Regions from separate parts of the Mus musculus genome. Here region 1 is linked to region 2. The links are chromatin loops, found by intact Hi-C in ENCODE. Cell type or tissue: left cerebral cortex. All regions are shown on one strand. Each heading gives the region's core, and the rest is flanking DNA. Links, peaks and the distances in the headings are about the cores only. Region 1 overlaps Bcl2l14 (BCL2-like 14 (apoptosis facilitator)). Region 2 holds the start of Gm38910 (a long non-coding RNA gene).

Evidence for each region. Hi-C counts contacts between places; a loop is a spot of excess contacts. Peaks named below come from ENCODE experiments on the same cell type or tissue, not always from the same donor. Only the 100,000 strongest peaks of a DNase experiment are listed, where the experiment ranks them.
Region 1: it touches region 2 in a loop (7-fold over the local background); 39 of 42 quality-filtered maps call a loop at or near these places.

Annotation. Positions count from the first base shown.
Region 1 is chr6:134,423,010-134,428,382 of GRCm38, reverse strand. Bcl2l14 (BCL2-like 14 (apoptosis facilitator)) reads right to left here. Exons shown (of 7, transcript NM_025778.3): 3 at 4,321-4,772; 4 at 923-1,087. The coding sequence starts at 4,765. Among named protein-coding and RNA genes, the nearest start is that of 4933406J09Rik, 22 kb to the right of the region's middle. In left cerebral cortex, for the core only: CTCF peaks have their summits at 1,004 (motif pointing left) and 3,076 (motif pointing left); a DNase peak (open chromatin) is centred at 3,034.
Region 2 is chr6:134,605,203-134,610,575 of GRCm38, reverse strand. Mansc1 (MANSC domain containing 1) reads left to right here. Exons shown (of 4, transcript NM_026345.4): 4 at 1-1,369. The coding sequence ends at 608. It overlaps Gm38910 (a long non-coding RNA gene), which reads left to right and starts at 2,573. Exons shown (of 2, transcript XR_869496.1): 1 at 2,573-4,901; 2 at 5,035-5,344. In left cerebral cortex, for the core only: a CTCF peak has its summit at 3,077 (motif pointing right); a DNase peak (open chromatin) is centred at 3,065.

The sequences.
Region 1 (5,373 bases), core at 209-5,208, 180 kb after region 2:
TTTGGCACTTCTAGGGGCTGAGGAGAGAGAGCTGAGACAAAGGTCAGCAATGAAGGAAGGCAAACCCGGCTCCCTTCAGTGCTTCCCTCTGATCCCAGGGTTTCCCTAAGGCTTCTAGAGTCTGTAGTAGTCTCAGCCATTGCTACAGTGTACCCAGTGACTGATCTAATTTAGTCCCCAATTCTCCCTTTTTTCAGCACCTTCTGAATCAGACCTGGGGTTGCTGAATCAAAAATGAATTGTTTCCCACAGGTTCACGCTTTGAATGCCTGTCCTCAATGGTTGGCACTGTTTGGGAAGGTTGTGGAGGTTTAGGGGGTGGGGCCTGCCTGGAGGAAGTGGAAAACTGAGGGCGGGCCTGTGGGGGTATATTATGACTGGCCACTTCCTGCTTTCTTTGCTTCCTGATTGACTACAGAATGAACATCCACCATCTTCTGTACTCTGCAGCCATGTTCTTCTGCCTAAATGTATGTGGCCAACAACCATTGAATGCAACTCTCTGAAATCCTAAGACAAAATAAATTTTTTTCTCCCTTACATTGCTGCTGGTAGGCATTTCTCTCACAATGGCAAGAAAAATAAATATGTCTGACCATACTGGGTGTTTCACAGGGGTCCTGGGTTGGCTGATGCTCTAACTCTATGTACTAGTGTGATTAGAGCTAGTCCTCTTCTCCCTCCATGGGAGACTTTTCTTCTGACTTAGCAGTGGGCTGACATGTTGGCCAACAAGCTAATGGCATTCCTGTGTCTTGGGTGATGTCTTAAGCCAGAGCTCAAGGTCTCCATCGTGTTGCCTTCAAGTGGGCTGAGATTCCCAATTTGCAGAGCCCCGAGCTGTGTCCACACAAACACACCCAGACACTTCTGTCTGGCACATGCTCAACCCAACACACTCAACTCAGCAAGGAGGGCTTACCTTTATTCTTAGAGTCACAAGGTCCTTCAAACCTGAAGTACAGAATCTCCGAGACCCTCTCTTTGAGCTTGCTTCCTCCCTGGCTGTGGATGACATCTGGTGGTGGCCAGGAGTAAACAATTTCAGCCACTCTGTTGGCAATACAAGCCACTTTGGAATCCACAACTGAAACAAGAAAGCACTGCTCAGAGGCCATCCCCAGAACTGGGGATGCAGTGTGGACTTCTGGTTGTTTAGGATGAAGAGGCCAGCCTCAGATAAAAGGACTATGCCCAGGAGTTTGTGTTTGAAGCGGGACAGTCTTCAGAAGGGACTAGCAATTCCCCATAGGCTGGGGTAAGGGGGCAGTATACAGGGGCCCTTCCACACCTTCATCTTTTCTCCCTTGCAAAGAAATGCACCCAACATGGCGTGGGGTGCTAGCATTGCTTGAAAGAATGTTCTTGGTGCTTTTATTTTTATTAAGCTTAATTACATTTGAGGGTAACCTTTATACATTGGAGAAGGAGAGGTGATCTCTCAGTTCCCAGGAAAGTGTTCAGTAGTCTGATACTCCTTGCTTTTATAGTCACAAATTTCCCCTTAAGTTTAATAGAAAACATTCAAGTAATGCTTATAGGTAAACAAGGCTTCATACACACGACCACATCTGTCACCTCAGCACTCAGGAGTCCAGGGCTGCAAGGTCGTGAGTGTCAGACCAGCACAGACTACAGATAGCTCAGAAAAGTGTGTAACATACAACTCATCTTTCCTGAATTTGTAAGCCAGGAAGGGATGTACTGTGTGTTTCCACTCAAGGAAGGAAGATTTACACGGCATAGACTCAAGTTATAGCCACCCAGAAACAATGCAGCTTTGTATCCGCTTGGGGAAGGCGGGGTAGAGCAGGCAGGTACTTGGCTGACTTGTTGGGTAGTCACTGGTGTTCCACCAATCAGCTCACTGTAGGAACTTGAAGTGGTTCTGTGTTTGGTCCCAAGTGGAGTAGCTGAGTGTAATCATACTGTATTTGGAGAAGAGCATTCATTCACAGTAATTAATGATGGGGGTGGGTCAAGAGGTAGGGGTTAGTCTTGGCTACATAGCGAGGTCCTATCTCAAATAAGTAGTAAATAAACCCATACATACATACATATATGTATATTTGTATATATATATATATATATACACACATATCCAAATAATCTAGAATAATCTAGAAAGAAAGCCATCTCTGCCTTTCTCTTTTCTTTCTACTTGAATGGAGATATGATATCTAGAATCTCCACAGCCCTGTAGAATATGTTCTTCAGAACATCCAACATATAATTAGATATGCATAAAACTATGTATTATGGGAGCTGGAGAGATGGCTCAGCACTGGCTGCTCTTCCAGAAGTCCTGAGTTCAATTCCCAGCAACCACATAGTGGCTCACAACCATCTGTAATGGGATCCAATGCCCTCTTCTGGTGTGTCTGAAGACAGTGACAGTGTACTCATACATAAATAAATCTTAAAACAAAAACCTCTCTGTATTATGGTTATATACATTGTAATATATGGTTATTAAGCCTAAGATACAATTTAGCCAATAAACCCACTCTCTCAAATTTAGTTTTTATTCTTAATCTCATCTGAAATTTATTTTTCTTCTTTCTAAAAGGGGAGGAGATGATGTGAGTGATTTCTTTTGAAAAGTTAGGAGGGAAAGCCAAACAATACTTTTGTCATTTCCTCTAGGAAATGCGGAAGGAAGGCTGTGGAAACTTCCTGTCTCTGTGCAGGCCACAGTGACCCCTAAAGCCAGGTCATTGGGGCCTCCAGCTCTGATCCACAGTTGCTGACGCATGCGTGGGAAGACAGGGCAGGAGAGGAGGGCGGAACCCCTCTTGCTGTGGCCTCAGCCACCCGTGCATTTAGAAGCAGATGAACAAATCTGAGAAGATGGCTTCGTGTGGTTCAGGCAGTGTGTCCGCCACAAAGTCTCACTGCCTCTTGAGTGATGGGTTCTGCGTATTCTTAGGAGCCTGCATCCTCGCAGTCTAACTGAAGAAGTTCCCTTGGTCACAGGCTGGTTTGGAGCCATCCATGTCCATGCAGGGCTGATTCCAACTTAGAATGATCACAGCCCTTTAAAACTGAGCCGTTACTGCCATCTGCTGACTAACTATGGACAAGTTTCCTAGGCCCAACAAACCTGGCAGGAAGGGGCTCTGCTGAGGTGGGAGTGGGTGGGATGGCGGGAGAAGCGTCTGCTGAGGTAAAGGGCACTTCAGTGGTGGTAAAGTGGGTGGAGGTAAAGCCCTCAGTGATAGTACAATTTCTTTTTTCCTAACAAGGGAAGACTTTATCAGTTTTTTTAAAAAAAGAATAGTTTACATTTTTTGAAAAACTTCCCTTTTTAAAAGATTGTCTGCACGCATACCAGAAGATGGCATCGGATCCCATGGGACTATAGTTACACACTTTGTGAGCTAGCACATGGGTGCTGGGATTTGAACTCAGGACCTCTGGAAGAGCAGCAGTGCTCTTAACTGCTGAGCCATCTCTCCAGCCCGGTGGCTTATGTTCTGAAAAGTATTTTGTTTCTTTTCAGTTTTCCAAGACAATCTTACAGTATAACCCTAAGCTGGCCTCCAACTTGTTAAGTACCCCAGGCTAGCCTAGAACTGGCCATGCTTTTCTTTCTGAATGCTGAGGACGGCAGGTATGAGCCAGTGTGTTCAACTGAAAACCTATCTGCTTCTATCTCTTTGCCTGAGTGTCTTTCTTTCCTTCTTTCCTTCCTACCTTCCTTCCTTTATTCTTTCCCTCCCTCCCTCCCTCCCTTCTTCCTTCCCTCTTCATCCCTGTTACTCCTCTCATGCCTCTTCCCACTGCCCCCTCTCTTTTCTCTTCTCTCCCTTCTCCTTCCTTCCCTTTCTCTTTCTCCCTCTTTCCATTGTTTGTTTATTTGTTGTTTAAGACAGGGTCTCATGTAGCCCAGGTTGGCATTCATCTCACTATATAGCCAAGGCTGGCCATGAACCCTTGAAAGTCCTGCCTCCATCATCTGGCTCTTCTCTTTGGTCTTTCCATCAACCGGAAGAAGTAGGAGAGGGTGTGACTCTCCAGTATATGGGTGTAAACACAGTACCCAGGCTCCCCAGAGGTGAACTGGCCCAGGAAGAGGCAAAGCCTCTGCCCTGGCTAAGGTGCCTTCTCTCTCAAAGCAAGCTTCTTTACCATCACAGAGCCAGAAAACCCCTACTGCCACCATCCCCTCCCACCCTTCCCTCCTTGGGGAAAGTGGGTGGTTACGGCGGAAATTAAAGAAGTGGAAAGGCCTCTATCTTCAGCAGGTAAGAGGAGGCCAGCCTCTTGGCACACACAAGGAAGGAGAGTGGTGCTAGGCAGAGCTGTTCACAAGCCTACCTTCACTCTCCAGGCGCTGCTCCACACTGCTCAGAGACCTGGGCCAGTGCTGGTTGTGGAAGCCACTCTGCCGCTCTACCGGGAAGGGGCCCTGAGGACCCTGAGCTCGGATCTCCTTTGGGGAGCTCGGCAGGCCTTCCTCCTTCTCGGCCACCCTGAAGAGTGTTCTCCAAGAAGACTTCTTCTTGCCCAAGCTGATGTTCTTTTCGCTGGAGGGGGAACCTCTGCAAGGCAATGATACCTGTGTCCAGGAATCAGTTGACCAAGTCCCCAGGGCTTTCTGGGACAGACTCCTTGTTCTGGAGAGCTTGGGCGAGAAGACAGCCGGGGTGTTCTTGAAGACATGGTGTCTGGCGTAGAAGGCCAGGATTTTGAACTCTATGCTGTTTGGATCATCATCCTCCAGGGGAATGTCTTCCAGGTCATACACACTGGTGCTGCACATGCTGGGTCTGGAACGACAGAGGGCAAAGGTGCTTAGCGTGGGGGAGGGGGGCATTTGCTTTGCAGGTTAAGAGAAAGCATGGGGGAGACCTGGGAGAGCATCTTTTGGCTCTGAGATCACATTGTTAGGATAGGCAGGAGTAACCAGTGTCAGAAGAGCCTGGGGTACTTAACAAGTTGGAGGCCAGCTTAGGGTTATACTGGGACGGGGGGGGGCAGGGGGGGGGAGACAGAAGCATACACAAGCCAGGTAATGACAGACTACGGGCTCTAACGGAGGGGAAGATAGCTGGGTGTGGGGAGGCAGGGGGAAAGTCCGCTTCATATGGAACAGGTGAAGGCAACAGAAAGACAGGGGATGTGCTTTATCTTTAAAACTTCATGGCCAGTTGCCTGGAGGTGGTGGCACACACCTTTAATCCCATCACTTGAGAGGCAGAGGCAGGCAAGTCTCTGTGAGTTTGAGGACAGTCTGGTCTACAAAGCTAGTTCTAGGGCAGCCAAGGCTACATAGAGAAACTTTGTCTTGGGAAAACAAAACTCAACCCATCAAACAAATAAAAACCAAGAACCATGCTGGGGAAGTGGTGGTGCACGCCTTTAATCTCA
Region 2 (5,373 bases), core at 153-5,152:
CTCATCTGCTCCCTAAAACTGTGCCGACTCCACCTACCACTGTAGCTGTGGCTCCCCTCCGTAACGTCTCTGCCACCCTGAAGCCTGAGCTTCTGTTGACCAGCATTTCAGTGACAGCTAAGACTTTGAAGCAGAAGGAGGCCACCACAGCATCACCTGTCACCACCGTGACCTCGAAGCTCCCAGGAGTCCCAGGGTCTACAAGTTTTACACCCGTGGTTACACATCAGGCAGCTTTGACTAACACCTTTCAGGCACATACAGACTCCAAAGGCATCTTAGAAACAATGCCCTTTCAAGGAGGCTCTACGCTGACTTCAGACCCGAGGCACGGGAAAAGCTCAACCTCAGAGTCTTCCATTACAAACAAGACTGCTTCCTGGGAGGACAGGAGGGTCAGTGTAGGCAGCGCATCGCTGAACAAGGGTCCAAAAAGCCAGCATGGCCTTTCATTTGAGAAGTGGCTTCTCATTGGGACCCTCCTTTGTGGTGTTTTGTTTCTGGTAATAGGTCTCGTCCTCTTGGGTAGGATGCTGGTTGAAGCCCTCCGTAGGAAACGGTATTCAAGACTTGACTACTTGATCAACGGGATCTATGTTGACATCTAAAGACAAGTTCGGTATCTCTTAGTTCATGTAAGAACTCATTGCCAATCGCACCTGTGTCCCTTCTGCCCAGCCGGTCTCAGCAGGAACTGTATCTTGAAGAATAGCCCTACTTCCCTCCCCCTCCCCCTCCCCCTCCTCTCCCTCCTCTCCCTCCTCTTCCTTTTCCTTTTCGAAACAGGCTCAGGTAGCCCAGGCTGGTTTTGAACTCCTGATCTTCCTGCCTCTGCCTCCTGAGTTCAGGGATTGCAGATTTTCACTACCATGTCTGGATTTTTAATTAAAAAAATTTTTTTTAATTTTTTTTTTCCCAATACTACATACAGGTCAGGGTCCTCTGCATGCTAGGCAAGCCATCTCCTTCTGAGCCATCCCTCAGTCCAACCACTTTCTGTTTGTCTGTTTGGCTTTTTTTTTTAAAGAGGAAGAGAAGAAGGGTTAAAAGAAACTAAGTTAAGTTACTGAGTGATCTGTCTGTAACATAGTAGCTGAAAATAATTCCTAACTAGAATGTTAAGTATACTTAAATATAAACTAGAAACGTAGTATCTGGCTTTAGATCAAGACAGCTTGTTGGTTTAGGACATCTGAGCTCTGATTCATTACTATTCCCCATTCCAGATAATGGCAACTGTTTGATACGAGTTTTAATGGGTCCTCTTTTATTTTTATTTTTTTATTTTATATGAATTCCAATAAAATTCATTCCAGATGTATCTTCCTCCAATTAAATATTTGAATAAATCTCTTGTTCTGGCGGCACAGCCAGCTGGATAGCTTTCAATTTCTTCCCATCAGCAAAGTGAGGGAGTGGGGAAGCAGGCACCCCATGCTGAAAACCTACGACCTCTCTTCCCACCAATGACCAAAGAAGTTCCTTAGGGAGGATCTTAGCAGAGTGTTAGTCCACCATGGAGACGACGGTTTTTTGTTATTTATTTGTTTAAGACAATGCCTCACGTAGCCTAGACCGGCCTCAAACTCTCCACGGAGCCAAGGGTGGTCTTGAATTCCTGATCTTCCTGCCTCTGCCATCCAAGATCTGGGATTACAAGTATGTGCTCCCCTCCCCCACCCCGTGACTGGCTAGTTAATTAGTTCTTATACACAGCCAAACAAGGGATTTAGGATTAGGCCTAACTTTTTTTTAAAAAGTGCTAACATTTTCTAAAATTGTACCAAGTCTAAAAATTTCTGACATTACTTATGACTATCTAAACTTGAACAACCATCAATTACAGGTTCACTGGGAATGATATCAGAAGTAATATGTAGCATTTTGATTAGTATACTATACTTTTTATTGGTTGCGTTCTGCAATTTTGGGGAAATGTTGATAAGGAAGAGATTTTGCCAGACAAGTGGGGTTAGGGTAACTAAGAGTGGAGAAGACCATCTGGGTCCGTTGGACCTCTCATCTCTGGATTTCAATGTGCTTATTGGCTATACAAGAATGGTAGAACCATCCAGATATAAACAGGTTAGTACATATTTGTGTTTGCACACGTATGTAGAGACCAGAGGTCAGTGTCAGGTGGTGTCTAGTTTGACACTGTTCTTGTGAAGAATACCATGACCAAGCAACATTTCCTGGTCAAACCTCACCAATGAGGGAAACGGGGCAGCAACTAAAGCAGGGACTGAAGCAGAAATCACGAGAACCCCTGCGGATGGGCTTGCTCCTTTCTTATATAGCCCAGGTTCATCTGTGTAGAGATGTACTGTCCACAGTGAGCTGGGTCCCCCTCCTTCATCCATCAGACAGAGGTCAATATCATGGAGGAGACAGTCTTTCTAGGTGTGTCACGTTGACAGTCAAGATACTAACACAGGTCATTTCCTCTACGATTCACCTATATATTTATTTATTTAGCTTCTTTTTCAAGACAGGTTTGGTGTGTGTGTGTGTGTCCTAGAACTAGCTTCGTAGACCAGGCTGACATGGAACTCACAGAGATCCCCCTGCCTCTGTCTCCTGAGTGCTGAGATTGAAGGTGTGCGCCACCACCACTCTGCTTTACGCCTTATTTATTTTGTTTAATCCAAGCTCTTGCTGAATATGGAGCTTACCGTTTGTCAAGACTAACTGGCCAGTGAGCTCCAGGAATCCCCCTGTCTCACCTCCCCGGTGCTAGGATTCCAGAATGCACCATCACACCTGCTTTTTAAGTGGCTGCTGGGATCTGATCTCAGCCTTTTCCTGACTGAGCTATTTTCCTAAGGCCCTAAACGTGGTTTTTAAAGGTAAAAATGGAGAGCTGACTCAGCAGTTCGGAGCACTTGCTGTTCTTACACAGGCCTGGGGTTCAGCTGCCGGCAGCCTACAGCTGTAACCATCTGTAACTCTAGTTCCAGGTGATCGAACATCCATCCCCTCTGGCCCCGCACAGGTACCTATATGTGTATATGTATACATACAATCTGGCACATACATACACTGAACACACACACACTTTGGACTTCACATGTGACCTAAACAGCAAGCACTAGAGGGCAGTAGCTGATTAACAAGGGTAGCCAGGAAGGCAGAAGGAGAAAATGACCCAAGGGCTTCTCCCCTTCCTCCTCACCTCTTCTCTCCTCACCTCCTCTTTCCTCAAGGCCTTCTTCCCCTCCATTCTCCTAATAACTGCCTCCCCCCCACCACCACCACCACCACAGTCTGGGTAAAACGAATTTGAGAGAAAAGCTGGCCTATTGAAAGTCCATTTTTTTTTCATGTATTTTCCAATTTACCAGCTTGACACAGCTCTCCAAGGAGCTTACACAAGCTTTAAGGAGGTTGAATAAATAAAGCCTGGCGATGGTTGAACAAGCAGCTTTTTGAATATCCACTTGTAGAGCAGAATCAGATTTGTAACCAAGTGCCTTGGGAGTTGGAAACGGCTCCCCTCCTCGTTAGTGGGCTTGGAGAGGAAAGAGAAAGGCTCTCTCTGTATGTTTATGGAAGCTGCCTCCTGCCTCCTTGCCTCCACTTAGTGCCCACCTTTCCTGGGATGAAAGACTTGCTTTTTTTCTTCCTCTTTTTGAGTTCTCACTCTAGCCCAGGCTGACCACGGTTTCTCAATCCTCCTGCCTTCAGTTTAGAAGTATAGACTTACAGGTATGTTCTACAACGCCTGGCTCTAAATGTCTCCTTTCCCTCCCCCTCCCCCCTCTCTCTCTTCCTTCTTTTCCGTCTCTTTGCCATGGGGTCATGGAGTCCAGGCTGGCTTCCAGTTGGCTGCGTAGGCAAGGATGTGCTTGAACTTCTGACCCCCCTCCTTTCTGCTTCCTGAGTGCTGAGATTGCAGATGTACGCCATGGTGCTTGGTGTTAGGCCGGGCTAGGATGGGGACCCAGGGGCTTTGTGCATGCCAGGCAAGCATTCTACCAACTTGCTCCCCCTCTTTTTTTTTTTTTCTCCTCTCAACTTTGACCACTGAGCAGCCCTACCCCTTTCCTTTCCTTTTGAAACAAGGTCTTGCTAAGTTGCCCCAGCTAGCCTTAAATTCAGCTCTGCAGTCAGGCGGGTCCTGTACTCGCCATCCTCTTGACTCAGATCAGCCTCCTGAACATCTGGGATTACAAGCTTGCACAAGCATCCAAAATGCTTTCTCCTAAATGCTTCGTAAATGAAGCAATCAGAGAGGAGGCTGTAGCCATCCATAGCTTAGGTAAGAGACGCTGTGAGGCCAGGCTCTGCCGGTGTCTGGTAAGGAAGCACTTGGATTAACGGCATTCTTGTTGGTTTAATTCTTGAGACCAGGTCTCAGGTAGAGTAAACTAGCTTTGTAAGTATTCTATAGCTGAGGCTGGCCTTGAACTCCTGAACCTCTTGGTTCTACCTCCTCAGTATTGGGTTTTCAGGGCTGTGCCACCACACCTGACTCATCTACAGCCTTTAATTTTCTTTTCTCAATGCAGACACTTTCGTTTTTAATATTAAATGACAAATGAAGCTATCCTGCAAAACAAAAGGTTTTTGAATATGGCTTATAAAGAGCTCATAACAGGCACTGGTCAGGTGTCTTGGCTTTTTACTCCCATAGAAAGCCTGCGGCTCTGCTAGGACACAGGCTTTCCTGTGGACACAGGAGGTACCTGGCTTGCTGGCCTTGAACAGAACATGCCCCGTGGTTCAGTCTTCTATGCCCACACCTGGATGGAAAGAACCATCATTGGCTACAGGCAGAGGCTGCCCGGCTCTCTCCCTGGACTTCTCACTCTATTAAGGCTGCTGTGTTCTGCCCACCTGACATTCCTGCGGCACTCCGAGGACATCTTGGTAGTCGGGACCATGAACTCTGTCAGCAGGTACAGCACCGGCACTTTGGAGTGAAAGGCCACAATGGCCAGCACACCCTCTCCCTCCTCCCATCCCATGTAGGTAGGTGGTCTGTAGAGTCAGTGGCGAAGCATCTAGGAGTTCTTGCATATCTCCCCCCAGGTGGATCCTTCACATGGACTGTGGGCACTGTATACACTGCTTCTTGAAGCCTTTCTCACTTGAGACTCCCTCCTCTCTGATGACTCTAGCTGTGCCAAGCTGACATAAAAGTAAGCAGTACTCTAGGCAAGCACTCTATTGTTCCCTACATGCTGGCCAAAGAAAGAAGGTGGTACCATCTGCCTCCCTCCCACAAGATCTGAGATTTAAGTACCCAGCCCTTCCCACCACTTCTTTAACATGCCTGATCCGTAGACAAGTCAAGATACCCAGTGTGCTTGTAAATAAACTTTCCTTTTGTACCTGGCAAGTTTCCTCTCATCTTTAAAACCAAGATCA